Regions from separate parts of the Mus musculus genome. Here region 1 is linked to region 2. The links are chromatin loops, found by intact Hi-C in ENCODE. Cell type or tissue: left cerebral cortex. All regions are shown on one strand. Links, peaks and the distances in the headings refer to the core of each region. The heading gives the core; the rest is flanking DNA.

Region 1 (8,131 bases), core at 2,829-5,328, 54 kb before region 2:
TCTGTGTTTTGAAAAAGTGATAGGTTATTGGACCACTAGGAAGATCAAGATTCTGAAGCCTGGTGGGAGACCAGTTAGAAGGTCAAGCAGTGGTCCAGCTCACATAGATATGAATGGAAGAGAAGGATATATCCAAGTGACATGGCAGGTAGGACGTTCTCAGCAGGTGACTTGTGAGTGCAAGTGGTTGGTGGAGGTGGGAAGTGGAGGGAGAGCTGTTGAGGGCCCTAGATTGACAAAGGAACAGAATACCAAGTCATGCAGCCCATAACAAAATCAGGACAGACTTCCGGAAGCCAAAATACCAAGGAATTTGGGGTTAGACTTGTTAGATTTCTCTAAGTTTTTATAGGGAATTAAAATACAAAGTTAGCTATGATTTAGAATTAGTTGCCAGAAAAATCCAAATATGTATTTTATTAAAATCTTCACGGACACGTTTCTTGAATACTGATTTTTAAAAGAAGCAGACAAGCATTTAAAATATTCTTATCTTTTAATCCAACAGTTTAACTCTGGAAAATATACCCACCCTAAACTGGAAACACATAGATTTATGCAAACATTTTTAGTTAAAGTAAAACACCATAAAATATATTGCTAATATTGTATCATTTATTCTACTATTAAAAATAATGCACTCAGTATGAAGGTATTTTTATAAGCCTTAAAACCAAGAACTCAGCAATATACTGTTCAGAGATAGACACAGGTAAGAATTCCCAGAAAGGCAGGAACCAGCTAAGGACAGACCATAGACTGGAGGATGGGAGGCACCAGGGCAGGGGAGGGAAGATATATAGCGGAACACATAGGTAACGTCAGATGCTCAACACCCAAGTCAGGAAAGAGGCTAGTTTTATTTTGAGACTTAAAACTCTGTATTTTACATTATAAACATTAACATATATCAAATGTTCAGCTCTTGTCCTGTTAATGACTAGCAAAATTGTATGCTTAATAGCATACAGACAATAGAAAATACGTCTCAAAAGACTAGATATTTAAAGTTAGTAGCATATATGTTGTGCTTTACATTAAAGCATGAATTTGAATATAGAACAATTTAATTTTCATGCTTTAAAATTTGCTAAGCTTCCTAGAACATTTTATCATATTAATTATCAGAAGAAAAAGGGAGGAAAAAAATCTCATAGTTGTCCAAGAAGCTTCTGAACAGGTTTTAACATAGTTATGGTGGGAGGTGACTTTAACTATAACTAACATTTTGAAAACATGAGTATAAAAGGGGGAGGCATACATTTGAGACCCGTCAGCTGAGATGGCTGAAAGCTTTACACAGGTTTTTGTGGTAAGAATGGAGAAGTGATGGGTTTAATGATATGTAAGAACTTGAAGCCTACCTGCGTTCTAGTAATAAGTAACATTAAAAGGAGCTATTCAACAATGCTAGCAATTCCAACAGTGGTGGAGGATACATTAAGTTACAGCCACTTTAATGCAATTTTACATATTTAAAATGCAAAGATTTGGAGAGATAAGTAGTCGCTGTCATCCCTTCTGATCCATTTCTCCCTTCCCTATAGAGAAGTGGTTCTCAACCTTCCTAATGCTGAGATGGCTTTAATCTAGTTCCTCATATTGTGGTGATCTCCAACCATAAAATAAATTCATTGCTACTGTAAGGAATTGTAACACAACATTGGATGTGCAAGATATCTGATATACAACCTCTGTGAAAGGCCATTCTGCCCCTCCGCTCCAACCCTGCCAGAGGGTCAGGACCCACAGGTTGAGAATCACTGCCATGGCGTTCTATGAGACTGGCTGGCTGCCAACTGGAGACATCTCCTTCCCTCATCCACTGATGCTGGTCTAGGCTGAGTGGTTCTTTTCAGTGCAATGGTGGACTGTATAGAAGTTGGGAGAGGTATCCATCTAAAACAGTGTCCATGTCCTATCAGCCAAAGTAAGGAGGCTGCCTTACTCAGAAGTTTCTCAGCTGGAGCTTGGGACTGAGAAGTGCGAGGTCTCACTGGAATTAAGCTGCAGCTGACCATACATTAGTTACCTGGCCCAAGGATGATGCGCTACTGTTAGTGTCAGCCACTGTGGCTCGGAGGAGGTTTGGTTGCAGAGCAGACCATTACATATACACGGTTTTGTTTTGTTTTGTTTTGTTTTTATTTTGAGAAAGGGTTTTCCTGTGTAGCTCTGGCTATCCTGGAACTCCCTCTGTACACAAGACTGGCCACAAACTCAAAGATCTGCCTGCCTTTGCTTCCTGAGTGCTGGGATTAAGGGCATGTGTTGCCAACCACCAGGCAACGTATACACTTTTTATAGTGAAGAAAACTCTTAGTTAGTTTCCAGTGTTCATTCTGTCTGGAAAATGTACTTCCACATCTATGGATTTTCATATGTCATATCATAATTTTCTATGTGACAAAAGAAACTGCCAAGAGTATATAAAGTTAAACTGAGACCTCTTTCTGTTACATATTCACTGAGGAGTGTGTGCCCCTGAAGTCTACTGGCCACCTATCCACAAGTGCTCCGAAGCACATTCTTGGGTTCCTTTAAGCATTTATTCAGTCTGTGGAAGATCCTGTTTCACCTATTTTTGCAAATGTTTTCTCTCAATGGGCCGGAGATGGAAAATGAGCCAGCATACCACTTTCTTAGGCTCACCTTCTCTTGGCAGTGTTCATGACTGAACCCTAGGTCTCCAGCATGCTGGGGGCGATCATCTGTTTTTATTCCTAGGACTTCAGCTTGTTATTTTTCAAAATCTTCTCATACAAAAACCTCATAATTCTATCATTTGTGAGGGGGTAAATAACAAAGGCATTGTAAGCATAATTCCTTTCCTCACTCTAAATTCTCGGGCACTGAATTATATTCTGAATCGGCCCCTTTCACAACGTGGAGAATTGTTGAGAAGTATCTATCGCTGGTGATTCACAGTACAGCACACAATCAAAATGGATGCGATCTGGCTGCAGCTGTTAGGTGACTGTGGTGGCAACATGGTTCTCTGAGTTGCACTTCAGAACAACACCTGACTGATATCTTTTGCACATGTAGATTTAGTTTAACTTCTTTTTCTTTTTGTGGGGGTTGGGGGAGGTTTCTCTGGAACTGTCGGGGAAAGGAGGCAAAGATTAGACCATGATGAGTAAGGGCTGGCTGTATATCTACATGTAAATTTCATTAACATATAACTTGTAAAACGTTAGACCCTCCCTTCCATCTTAAATCCAGTCTGGGCTTCCTTACTCACAGACAGACACAGTGCTAAAACAAAACAAAACAAAACAAAACAAAACTCATTGCACAGAAGCCAAAGCAGGATCCTTCTGTGTGCTGGGATGTATTCTTGTAGGTGTGTGGGAAAGCCACGCCCCACACAGAAGAGCCAACAGGCTCACAGGCTCTACTGAAGCTCACAGGCTCTACTGAAGCGCTTGCTTCTTCAAAGCAGGAGCAGGGCCCAAGGCGAGAATCACTACTTCCCAAGGACAACAATGGACCCTCTGTTCTGCTCTCTGCCTTCCTTTCTCTTCTGCCCTCTCTGTCTCTGTCCCAGCTCTACTATGGATAATTACCAGCAAAATCTCAGTGCAATGCTGGTTTGCAGTTGCATTTTAATAAATATAAAAGTCTGTATTAGAGCTCTTATTTTAGACAGTTAATCTTATTTTCCCCATTAAGGCTTGGTTTCAATTCAGCATTTCTCTGGAAGTTTTCATGGTTACTGTAGTGTGTAAGAGAAGAAATCCTGTCCTCCAACTCACAGGCTGGGGAACAAACTGAGGTTGTTTGATTTTCACAGTTTATTGTTAACTGAAAAGGAAACCAAATGTCCCTTTCTGTCATCAACAGATTCCCTTTACATCAAGCAGTTGCTTTCATTTTCTTACCCTGTGCCCCAATTTCCATAAGAAAAAAAGAGATCTTGAGGACTCCCTATTCGAACATGCACACCAATGGAAATCATTTTCCTGTTTGTTTTGCTAAAGTATAGACATCAGGCAATCTTGTTGCTTCTAATCTGCTCCAGATGAAACACCCTGCAAGGACTATCTCTAAAACAAAAGTACAATTTACCCAGACAGATTATTGAACTTTTGTACAAAAAAATGAGCTTCAGTAGCTATATGTGTCTATACACATGTGTATACATACATACATACATATAATATACACTTATATACATGTATGTACCCAATACATGCACATACATTCATATATATTATATATACACACATATAATACAATGCACTCATATGCACATGTACATGATATACGCATATGCATATATAATATAAAATATAGATATACACATGCATAATATATGTATATACACATATATCACACATGCATGCATGCATGCATACATACATACATACATACATACTGTGATGGTTTGAATGAAAATGGTCCCCATAGACCCCTAGGGAGTGGCTCTATTAGGAGGTATGGCCTTACCTGTTGGAGAAGGCGTGTCACTAGGGGAGGTCACAGAAGCTCAAGCCTGGCTAGTGTGTCATTGTCACTTCCTACTGCCTGAGGATCCAGATATAGAACTCTCAACTACTTCTCCAGCACCATGTCTGCCTGCATGCTGCCTGCCATGATGATAATGGACTTAACCCTTGAAGTGTAAGCCAGCCCCAATTAAATGTTTTCCTTTATAATAATTGCTGTGGGTATGGAGTCTCTTCATATAAATAAAAAAACCCAGACACATGCATACATAAACACATAGGTATATACAGATATATACATATTGACTAGTCAGAAGAGTTTCTGCTTCTTTGCTTTAAGGTAGAATAGGATCTCAACAGTCACATGAATCCTATGGTTTCTTTAAATCTAATGAAAACAACTACAATGCTAATAAGCTTAACATTTAATATATGTAAACATGCTAGAGACTATTGGAATATCAGTACATATGTTTTGCTTAGAGAGTCTACTCAGGTGCAGAAATTAAGATTTAGTTATTTTTAAGTAAAAGCCCCAAGTCACACAGGTAAATATTCATTGTCAAGCATAAACCTACACAAAAGTATCAAAACACAGAATCCCCAATAAGGACAAGAGGGGTAAGGATGACTTTAATCTGATTAGTAAAATTTGGATTTTAATAGCTTCTAAACTTTAGAGTCTAAGTGTTTCAAGCCGTAGGGCTTCATGTCTAGGAGGTGTTAGGAAGGGAAAGAAACTTTCAGTGAGGCCTCGTGAGAGATATTTGCTGTGCACAGGCTCTTGAGAAGGACAGTGGAATCCCGGCCTGTTCTGTTTCCCATGCTCCTGCCATGAGATGAGCTGTTTACCACACTTCTAGGACAAAAGTAAAACACAGTAAGCTGCCTGCTAACAGCAACAGGGCCAACGGGAAGCTCCTGGGCTATAACCCAAACAAACCTTTCTCTATATAAGCTGGCTATTTATTATACTTCTGTTATTATAAGACAAAGTTAACATAGGTCTTAATCTTTGAAAATTTTCAAGAGCTTATGCCATAAAATGAATTTAAAATGTTCACAGGATCAGCAAATACAATAAAAAAAAAAAACATTCTCATTAGGAAATATCCAGACTTAGATGGCTTGATCAGTGAATTTTCTCGAACATTTAATTAAATAGGAAAGAACAATCTTGTACAAGTCTACCACCATGTAGAAAGAAGGGAGGGTGGAAAGGGGAAGGAGGGGTAAGGAAGTGGGGCAGAGGAAGGGAGGTGGAGGAAGGGGGGCAGAGAAAGGGAGGTGAAGAGAAAGCATCAATTTGTTTCATGAGGCCCATACAGCAATCAATACCTTAAAATTTGACAAAGGTTTCTAGAGTCAACACCAACCAAACAACAAATCATAGATTAATACTTTTTATACCTTTTAAAAAGAATTTAAAAATATACTAGACAAAATATTAGCAAATCAAATGTAGCTAGTGATGAAAAAGATAAAATAACAACTTATGTTTATTCTGAATTTATTTCAAGATACAAGGTTGGTTTCACACTAAAAATTAATAACTTAAAAGAAAGGTGATATCAGCAAGGTAGCTAACGAGGGGAGCTCTTGACACACTTTCCTCAACAGAAAAGGACTAAAAAAAAAGTGCTATTCTACAAGAATGCTTCAGGGATACTACTGAAGTCCAGTAGGGACGTGGCTGAGAAATGGCGTTAGGAGAGCTAGACTCAGTGAGGTACTGGGAAGCAAGCATAACTCTACCTTCGCAGAAGCACGTCTGCAGCCATGGATAAGCAGCAGGGGTCTTCCTCCTCCTAAGCCACTAGTGAGGTCCAGAGCAAGGGGCCGACAAACACCAAAAAAATCTTGTTCCTGCTCTCAGGAACACTGTATCTGCCAAAGGCCCCCAGGGTGGCCTGATCTTCCACTCAGCATGCATACAATAATCTAATAGGTGGCCTAATGTTTGGTATTGAACCTGTCTGTGCCACTCTTCCTCTGTGCAGCCTTCAGAAAGTGATGGAGATCCTGGCCTCACTGCTTACTTATTATTCAGAGACCACTGGTGACCTACCCCATCCAAGGCGGGAGCATCTTAGCAGGCCACGCAATACTGCATACTCCTGCAGTGGAGGCCACTTAGATACATATAGGCATTGCCAATACAGATTACACCTGAAGAATATATTCACTGAGTGTACTACCATGCCCTTGTTAGACATAAGTCAATGTACCATACACAGCGGATATCATAGGACATACTGCTAGGAGAAAAAGCCTTTTGCTATAACAGCCCTCTAATGAATTGACAGTGTCAACAGACCTGATACACAAATAACATATATACAACATGATAAAGAAGGATAAACCATGCCTCCAATGGAACACAATAACTTTCTAGCAATGGACCCTAAAACACTTGTGCCTTGCCACAGGCCTAAGCAGTGAAAACATCCAGATGACTTGTTTGAAAAAATGATTCCAAACGATGACTTTAAAGAAGGCTTAATGAATATACAAAAATTGGAAAGTTCAATAAAATAAGGAAAGGACTTTAATCTGAACAAGCAGTTTATCAAATATAGACAAATCACAATAAAATATAAAGTATAATAGGCCGGGGAGATGACTCAGTGGGAAAGCGCTTGCTATCAAGCATGAGTATCTAAGCTAGGGGCCTCTGCCAATGCTGGGCACACAGGCACTGACCTGTAACTCCAGTGTTGGAGTTGGGGGTGTGTGAGTGAAGACACACTGGCACACTGGCCAGACAGCCTAGCGGAAATTGTGAGCTCCAGGTGCAGGGTAGGTCTTGGTCTCAAAGCATTTATATTTCAATGTTTGCATGTATGTATTTATGTACACACACACACACACACACACACACACACACACACACACACACACCTCACCATGGTCAAATGAAATCTATCAAACCAGCACAATGGCTCAGTGGGTAAAGGTTCTTGCTATGCAAGCAAGCTTAATGACCTATGGTTGCTTTGTCCAATTCATGTAATGGTGGATAGAGAAAATTAATCCCATGATGTTGACCTTTCACCTCTCAGTGCACATTGTGGCGTGCATGTTCTATGTACAGTGGACACACAGGGCAGCAGCAGTTGCCTAAACAATATCTGCACACAATCGAGTCAGGCAGCATCCTGGCATGGATGCGGAAGGCAAGGAAGCCTCTACCCCTAGCACAGTAGGTACTGACAGCCAGCCGATGGCTTCTGGAGGAAGAAGATCAGTTTTCTTTAGGGGTGTCCCCAAAGCCATATGTATATAATCCAGTATTAGTTGGACTCATTTGAGTTCTTAAAAAATAGAGAGAGCATGAAATTGAAAGGGGCACATGTCGGGGGAATACAGAAATTGGAGCAACGCATAAAGAGAATGTGCATAATCACCACAGAGTGTTTTGTAGCAAGAATGAGGATTTAGCATCTGCATGGAACGGAGGACATTATGTTAAGTGGAATAAGCTATTACATCAGTCAGCGTCTCATCAATTTGACAAATGACTTAAAGAAAAATCAACTTTTTCTAAGTGCCAGGGTGGGATGATACCCAAAGGACCCCAACCCACTCAGAAGGGAAGGGGAGGGAGGATTGTGGGAAGGGTGGCTGGGGGGATGAGCAGGAGATAGATATATATAGATATATGTGTGTGTGTGTAAAAA
Region 2 (8,131 bases), core at 2,519-5,018:
ACAGACATTATTTGTCAGTTACATTCCAGAGGTCAAGATTGTTTCAGCAAAGAACTGCTGAGCACATGTATAAATTTTCCACTTTTCAAATGACAAGATAAAGATAATCCCTTTAGGCATTCATTTCTTAAGTCTTTTCAGTCCACTGATACATTTACACAAAGGAAAATACAGATAGTTTATGTTCACAGTACCAGACTAAGAGGCACTTACACCCCATCGCACATGCTTCCCAGACCTCTCAGGTCCTCACACCCTTAGCCCACCCTTGTGACCGCCTCAGGCCCAGCTTGGTCAAGAACTAGGGTTCCCATAGCAGTTAGACTGCTGACTGTGGAGAATGGGCACGCAAGCTCAACACTGCTGCTCTGTGTTCCCCAGCACACCTGAGGAAAACCCAGAGGCAGACTGCAGGGGTGGTGTCTGTACCCGTGTTCCGTCTAGAAACCAGCAAACCTTTCCTCTGTCCTTTCTTAATATCCTAATTTATTGTCTCTTCAAAGAATGTACTGTAACCTCCATACAGGATTAAATACCTGGCTTTCTGTAATTTCAAATATACATATATGTACATAAAGGGGCAGGGAAACAAATCAGTACTGAAAAGTTATCAGCAAAACTCCTGCCATGGTAAATGTATTTTTAAAAAAGGATACAGTGATTAACTTATTAAAATTAGCAACCTGTGTCAAAAATGCCTTCTTGCCTTTCTCCAGGAACATTCAGAAACAAAAGTACAAGTGAGAAATCTAACAAATCCAAAACCCTTTCAAAGTATGTTGTTTGCTTTATACTCTGCATCATCCCGGGAGGGGAAGAGCTAAGCAGCTACCTAAGAATTTACTTTTGAGGCTTACAAAACTTAAAAAAAAAATATTATTAATCTGGCCTAAAGAGAGTCTATAGTAACATTTTTAGAAGTGGAAATCATGTTACATAAAGTATCAACCATTCTGGGAAGGTCTTACTTTAAAATAAATTTAAAAATCACTCATATCAGTCAATTATCAGTCTGTCTGTCTACTCTTCCAAAAGAGTCATCTGAAAGGCTAGTACCTGTTACTGAACTGTTACTATTGAAATCCACAGTCTGAGAATACGGAGAAGAGAGTATCTCACTTACAAAAGAGCGAAGCTCAGAGAGTATATTAGATATAGTTGCATTGGGATCGTCGTATTCTTGAGGCTGCTCAAAGGCACGGCCAGTTTTGTTGATCAGCCACGCAGCAAGAGTGCAAAACATGTAGAACTGCTCGCCTGGGTTGGTAGGCAGAGCAAAGTAGTGTCTGTTTCAAAGGAAGGGAGGATTGGATGTGTAAGCTAAAGCAAGTCAACAGTGAGTAAGTCCAAAGTTGCTAATTGTCCCTCAAGCATCCTTCATTAATACTCTTGAACGATCTAGTGATTCACGGCACTCAGAACGTTTCGAGCTAGTATCAAGGGACAATCCCTACAGCACACAAAATATTTGACCAAAACCCCCTACAACCAGGGAATGGAAGGTAGTAATTTTTGAGAATGGCATGAAGGTTTGGTCAAAATCAATTAACTGGTCATGAGTAAGTTCCTCCGCCCCCCAAGTGGCAACTGTGGATTTAAAGAGACTAATAACTTAGCATGTTTTTACTGGTTGTAGCCTACCAGCTATGCCAAACATCTTAGCTACATATTCCAATCAACTCCTTAAAGTGCTGCCAGGAGCGTCTTCCCTCAGTCCTGCACAACCATAACTTATGGGAATGGAACCCTACACAGGTACATTTCAGAGGTTCCCAACTTAGATGGTGCAGGGTTTCAGAAAGGAACAAGAACCTCCATGAGGTCCCCACACGTCACCACTGCTGCACTTTGCTAATTCCATTACTGTACTAGATATGTTCCCATGAGGGTAGATTTGTACAGAGCTAAGGAGGACATAAAAGGTACAACTAGCATCATCCAAAAGGTGAATCAGAGATCTGCTTTGTTTTCTCTATGTTGCTATCACTATTACATACATATATATATACACATATATATAATATGAATTTAAAGAGACTAATGACTTATGTTTTTAAATGTGTGTGTATGTATAAAACCAATTACATAAGAATCAGTGATCTATACTTCTATTTTCTAAACTTTTTCCATCCAGAAAGTATAAATGTTCAGGTACAGGTTTACAAGGAATTTACCCACCAATAACTGTTTATTCCTTATTATCACTCCTTGAGGCCAGAGGAAGGGACACTGACAGATACTGTGGGCCTGTGATGGGGATTCGGCAGCATGAAGGTATATCAGAATCACCTACAGATGTTTTATCTCCAGACCTTCTGAAAAGGCAGACCTGGACAAGAGCCTGACAACTTCTTCCTACATCCCCAGGTGATGTGGACGTGCTAGTCTGATGGTGACACCTTGACCTACTGGCTAGAATATCTCCACACAAATCCGTGGTACAAAGTGTCTTGCTCAAGCTTTGAGTTTCAGTACAGCAAGGCATTAATAAGAGCTCGTTAATAATATTACTATTAATAGTAAGTCCACTTTCCCTTTGTTTGACAGATAAATTTGAAAAACTTAACACTTTTATCCCCACCAAAAATGTTGGCCATCTATATTACTATGACCAATTTATTTTAAATAATAATCCCAATCTAGAAACTTCTATTATGGATCAGGATCAAGATGATCTTTCTTCTCTAATTTTTCTCCTTTTACAGACTAACTTGGCATTGTGGGCAGATTTTATACAAGAATTCTTCCAGACCTGTCTGGAAGAGGGTAAGAGCTTAAAACTGCCAAGAGAAATGATATGTGTCCCATTGATGGAAAAGAAAGTACGATAAATAACTCTTTAATTTCTTCTTACAGAATAAAACAAACACGGGATTTAGAGGGAAAAAAAAGCAATAGAACACAGTTATCACTAAGCTACCATGATTACAGGAGGGACTTTTGTCTATCACTCTTGACAACTATAGGCTCTGCCTTGGGGATATTCCAAACTTTCCCCACTACCGCAAGCGGGAACTTTAGGTCCTATATTGAGGGCCATTCCAAACACTTATTTCATTTGCCTTCTCCACTTCCCATTTTCTAAGAGTATTGTTGCAAAAGCACTAAGTCGTTTGAACCATAGTAATTAGCCCACAAGTTTACTTACTACATAACAAGTGCTGCTCAGAAATGTCCTAAGTATTCACAGTTGTTAGTTTACAAAGTCTAGCAAAGGAAAACATAAACTAGAAAGAGATCTAAATGATAAGGGCGCTCATCGCTAGAGATAGGTTTTTCTACCCTTTCTACTTTGGGTATTTTATTATATTTAAAACAAGATTTGTGTTTGGTAGACGGTGCGTGACTGTTTTGAAAAATGGGCAGACTGTCTTCCCCAGTCCTCCCTGCCATTACAAAACTTGTTTACTTTCTCCACAAAATGATCAAGTCTGAAAAACTACACCTTCCACAGTGCGGAAGTTTCCTTCCTGAGCACAGAAGCCAGAGGAAGGGATGTAAGGACCCCCGCGCGGGGTCTTCGCCTCACCTAAGGGGGAGCGTCCCCCTGGGGTCCAGCCAGCACCCGGCGCTGGGGGCAAGGCACGCACCTGGACGGGGGCTTCAGATTGCTCTTTCGGAGTAGCTCCTCCTCGTAGCGGAGCAGCTTCAGCTTCTCCACTAAGTCTTCCATCACCACGAACATGTGGTAGGCCGCTCCTGGCCCGCGCTCCACCACAGCCTCCCCTGCGCCTTCCCCGCGAGCCCGAGACACCCCATCGTCCAAGCCCGACGGCGGGATCACCGCGGCCGCGGCGGCCATCCCTGCTCAGACCCCCAGCGCCCGGCTGGGCTCCGGCCAGGATCTCTGCAGCCTTCGCCGCCCGCACCCCACAGACCGCACAGTCCCCACCGTTACCAGGCAACCGCAGGGCAGCCGGTCACCACGGCAACCAGACCCGCCTCCTTCGCTCCCAGCCGGCCTCTCTAAATTTTCACCAATCAAAGCTGGATTCTTACGTGACGTCACGCCATGCTGGTCCCTGGCCTAGGGGGTAGCTCCGCCCTATGGGCGTGGCGCATCGTCCCCCACCTCTTCCGCCTCTCCCGCGCGCCTTAAAGGCGTAGGGTCCCCAGCTATTTAGCGCTGCATGCTGAGTACAGCCAAGAGGAGCACAGGATCTGGTATTCTGCTCAGGGCTGCTGAATGAACAGACATCTGGTCATCGAGGTAGCAATTCAAAGGACTGAAACGAAGCAGAACAGAGTGTTGGAGGTTATGCTTGCTCAGTGATTCTTGTTTTATTTTCTCAAAGTGGGAAGTTGTGGTGAAACTCGCTGTCCTTAGGTTCACATTACCTCAGAAATTCCACCCGCAAGACTGCTAGTCTATTTCTTAACTTAATTGCTTATTAGATAGTGCTAGACTTACGAGTATATTCTAAATAAGACTTAAAGTCTTACAATGATCTTATCTCACTCCATTAGGAAAGCGGTTGCTTGGAAGAGGGCAGCTTGGGAAAAGATTTATACCACACACACATTGGCCTCAATCTGTTCCGAGCCCATGCAGATTTAAATTCTTGAGTACTAATGAAATCCCACAAAATATAGTATCTGGAAAGGAAGTGCTGCATTGTAGCACTTACATTTAGATAAGAACATTTCTGCTATTATGTCAGCACGTATTGACCTAGAAAACACATGGAGACATAACTGACCAGGGATGTGACTTATCCTTACAATAAAGTACTGCATCAGGCAATCTTTCTTGTAGTTAAAGATAAGAAGTGAAGCGAAGAGAAGTTGCCTAGCTACTTCTTAAGATAACTCAGAAGCAAGAGGTGTAACATTTGTCTGATTAACCCTGTGCCTGTTAAGGGGTCATCAACAGCTTATATCACACCCTAAATAATGTAGCAGGATCATATTTTTGACATAATTAAAATCTGAATCATATTTGTAAAAATCCTTGTGATAAAAGGAAGAGTTTTTCTTTCTAATCAGCCTTGTTTCTAATGCTAATAAAGGTATCCAAATGAAAAACATTGCTATTCATCAAATAAAAGACACACATAAAACTACTGATTTATGTAGAAAATAAAATGGAGATGAGAAATCCAAGGATAACTGGGTAATTGCACGCCTCACAGGTGGAGGTCAGAGGACAACCTTCTATATCAGTCCTCAACTACTACTTTGAGACAGACAGCTTTTCTGTAAACTTTTTTTAAATTTCTTTTGTTTTAATTAGGTATTTATTTCATTTACATTTCCAATGCTATCCTAAAAGTCCCCCGCCCACTCCCCCACCCACCCATTCCCACTTTTTGGCCCTGACATTCCCCTGTACTGAGGCAGATAAAGTTTGCAAGTCCAAAGGGCCTCTCTTTCCACTGATGGCCAACTAGGCCATCTTTTGATACATATGCAGCTAGAGTCAAGAGATCCAGGGTACTGGTTAGTTCATATTGTTGTTCCACCTACAGGGTTGTAGATCCCTTTAGCTCCTTTGGGTACTTTCAATAGCTACTCCATTGGGGGCCCTGTGATACATCCAATATCTGACTGTGAGCATCCACTTCTGTGTTTGCTAGGCCCTGGCATAGTCTCACAAGAGACAGCTATATCTGGGTCCTTTCAGCAAAATCTTGCTAGTGTATGCAATGGTGTCAGCGTTTGGAAGCTGATTATGGGATGGATCCCTGGGTATGGCAGTCTCTAGATGGTCCATCCTTTTGTCTCAGCTCCAAACTGTGTCTCTGTAACTCCTTCCATGGGAGTTTTGTTCCCAATTCTAAGAAGGGGCAAAGTGTCCACACTTTGGTCTTCGTTCTTCTTGAGTTTCATGTGTTTAGCAAATTGTATCTTGGGTATTCTAAGTTTCTGGGCTAATATCCACTTATCAGTGAGTACATATTGTGTGAGTTCTTTTGTGATTGTGTTACCTCACTCAGGATGATGCCCTCCAGGTCCATCCATTTGCCTAGGAATTTCATAAATTCATTCTTTTTAATAGCTGACTAGTACTCCATTGTGTAAATGTACCACATTTTCTGTATCCATTTCTCTGTTGAGGGGCATCTGGGTTCTTTCTAGCTTCTGGCTATTATAAATAAGGCTGCTATGAACATAGTGGAGCGTGTGTCCTTCTTACAGGTTGGAACATCTTCTGGATATATGCCCAGGAGAGGTATTGCTGGATCCTCCAGTAATACTATGTCCAATTTTCTGAGGAACCACCAGACTGATTTCCAGAGTGGTTGTACAAGCTTGCAATCCCACCAACAATGGAGGAGTGTTCCTCTTGCTCCACATCCTTGCCAGCATCTGCTGTCACCTGAATTTTTGATCTTAGCCATTCTGTCTGGTGTGAGGTGGAATCTCAGGGTTGTTTTGATTTGCATTTCTCTGATGATTAAGGATGTTGAACATTTTTTTCAGGTGCTTCTCAGCCATTCGGTATTCCTCAGGTGAGAATTCTTTGTTTAGCTCTGAGCCCCATTTTTTAATGGGGTTATTTGATTTTCTGGAATCCACCTTCTTGATGTGTGTGTGTGTGTGTGTGTGTGTGTGTGTGTGTGTGCGTGTATATATATATATATGAATGATATTAGCCCCCTATCTGTGTGTGTGTGTATATATATATATATATATATATATATATATATATGATATTAGCCCCCTATCTGATTTAGGATAGGTAAAGATCCTTTCTCAATCTGTTGGTGGCTTTTTTTGTCTTATTGATGGTGTCTTTTTCCTTACAGAAGCTTTGCAATTTTATGAGGTCCCATTTGTCAATTCTCGATCTTACAGCACAAGCCATTGCTGTTCTATTCAGGAATTTTCCCCTGTACCCATATCTTCGAGGCTTTTCCCCAATTTCTCCTCTATAAGTTTCAGTGTCTCTGGTTTTATGTGGAGTTCTTTAATCCACTTAGATTTGACCTTAGTACAAAGAGATAGAAATGGATCAATTCACATTCTTCTACATGATAACCACCAATTGTGCCAGCACCATTTGTTGAAAATGCTGTCCTTTCCCCACTGGATGGTTTTTGCTCCCTTGTCAAAGATCAGGTGACCATAGGTTTGTGGGTTCATTTCTGGGTCTTCAATTCTATTCCATTTGTCTACTTGTCTGTCGCTATACCAGTACCATGCCATTTTTATCACAATTGCTCTGTAGTACAGCTTTAGGTCAGGCATGGTGATTCCACCAGAGGTTCTTTTATCCTTGAGAAGAGTTTTTGCTATCCTAGGTTTTTTGTTATTCCAGATGAATTTGCAGATTGCCCTTTCTAATTCGTTGAAGAATTGAGTTGGAATTTTGATGGGGATTGCATTGAATCTGTAGATTGCTTTTGGCAAGATAACCATTTTTACTATATTGATCCTGCCAATCCACGAGCATGGGAGATCTTTCTATCTTCTGAGATCTTCTTTAATTTCTTTCTTCAGAGACTTGAAGTTCTTATCATACAGATCTTTCACTTCCTTAGTTAGAGTCACACCAAGGTATTTTGTATTATTTGTGACTATTGAGAAGGGTGTTGTTTCCCTAATTTCTTTCTCAGCCTGTTTATCCTTTGTGTACAGAAAGGCCATTGACTTGTTTTAGTTCTGTAAACTTCTAAGGCAGCAGTTCTCAACCTTGTGGGTCACAAGACCCCTCTTGGGTGTGTGTGGGGTCACATATAGGATATCCTTCATATCAGATATTTGTATTATGATTCATAACAGTAGCAAAATTACAGATATGAAGTAGCAATGAGAACAATTACATGGCTGTGGTCACTACAATATGAGGAACTGTATTAAAGGGTTATAGCCTTTCGAGAACCACTGGTCTAGGGGATTCTCCCATCTCTGCCTTCTATATTTCTGTAGAACTGTAAACCCACACTATAGTCCTCCTGTTTATATAGGTTCTGGGGAATTGAACTTAAGTCTACACACCTGCAGCACAATGTTTACCCACTGAGCTGTATCCACAACCTTAGAACCGCTTTTTAAATAGCCTTGCTTTGTAAGTCATGAGCTAGTGGCTATTAGTAGAGACAAATGGAGAGATTTAGTTTGCTTCTACCCCCTGTCAAATTAGCTTTTAATTTTCTTAGCTATCCTACAACAGTGATTACCCCCAGAC

What was found. Peaks named below come from ENCODE experiments on the same cell type or tissue, not always from the same donor. Only the 100,000 strongest peaks of a DNase experiment are listed, where the experiment ranks them.
Region 1: a loop joins it to region 2, with 2.1 times the contacts of the local background. A loop is called at or near these places in 2 of 42 quality-filtered maps.

The regions. Positions count from the first base shown.
Region 1 is chr16:49,748,842-49,756,972 of GRCm38, reverse strand. The region is part of intron 6 of Ift57 (intraflagellar transport 57); the gene reads right to left. Among named protein-coding and RNA genes, the nearest start is that of Gm52251, 16 kb to the right of the region's middle. In left cerebral cortex, for the core only: no CTCF peak of the experiment used is centred there; DNase peaks (open chromatin) are centred at 3,379 and 3,775; H3K27ac peaks cover 457 bases.
Region 2 is chr16:49,695,009-49,703,139 of GRCm38, reverse strand. Ift57 (intraflagellar transport 57) reads right to left here and starts at 3,846. Exons shown (of 11, transcript NM_028680.3): 1 at 3,591-3,846; 2 at 1,124-1,286. The coding sequence starts at 3,802. In left cerebral cortex, for the core only: no CTCF peak of the experiment used is centred there; DNase peaks (open chromatin) are centred at 4,001 and 4,480; H3K4me3 peaks cover 2,126 bases; H3K27ac peaks cover 1,128 bases.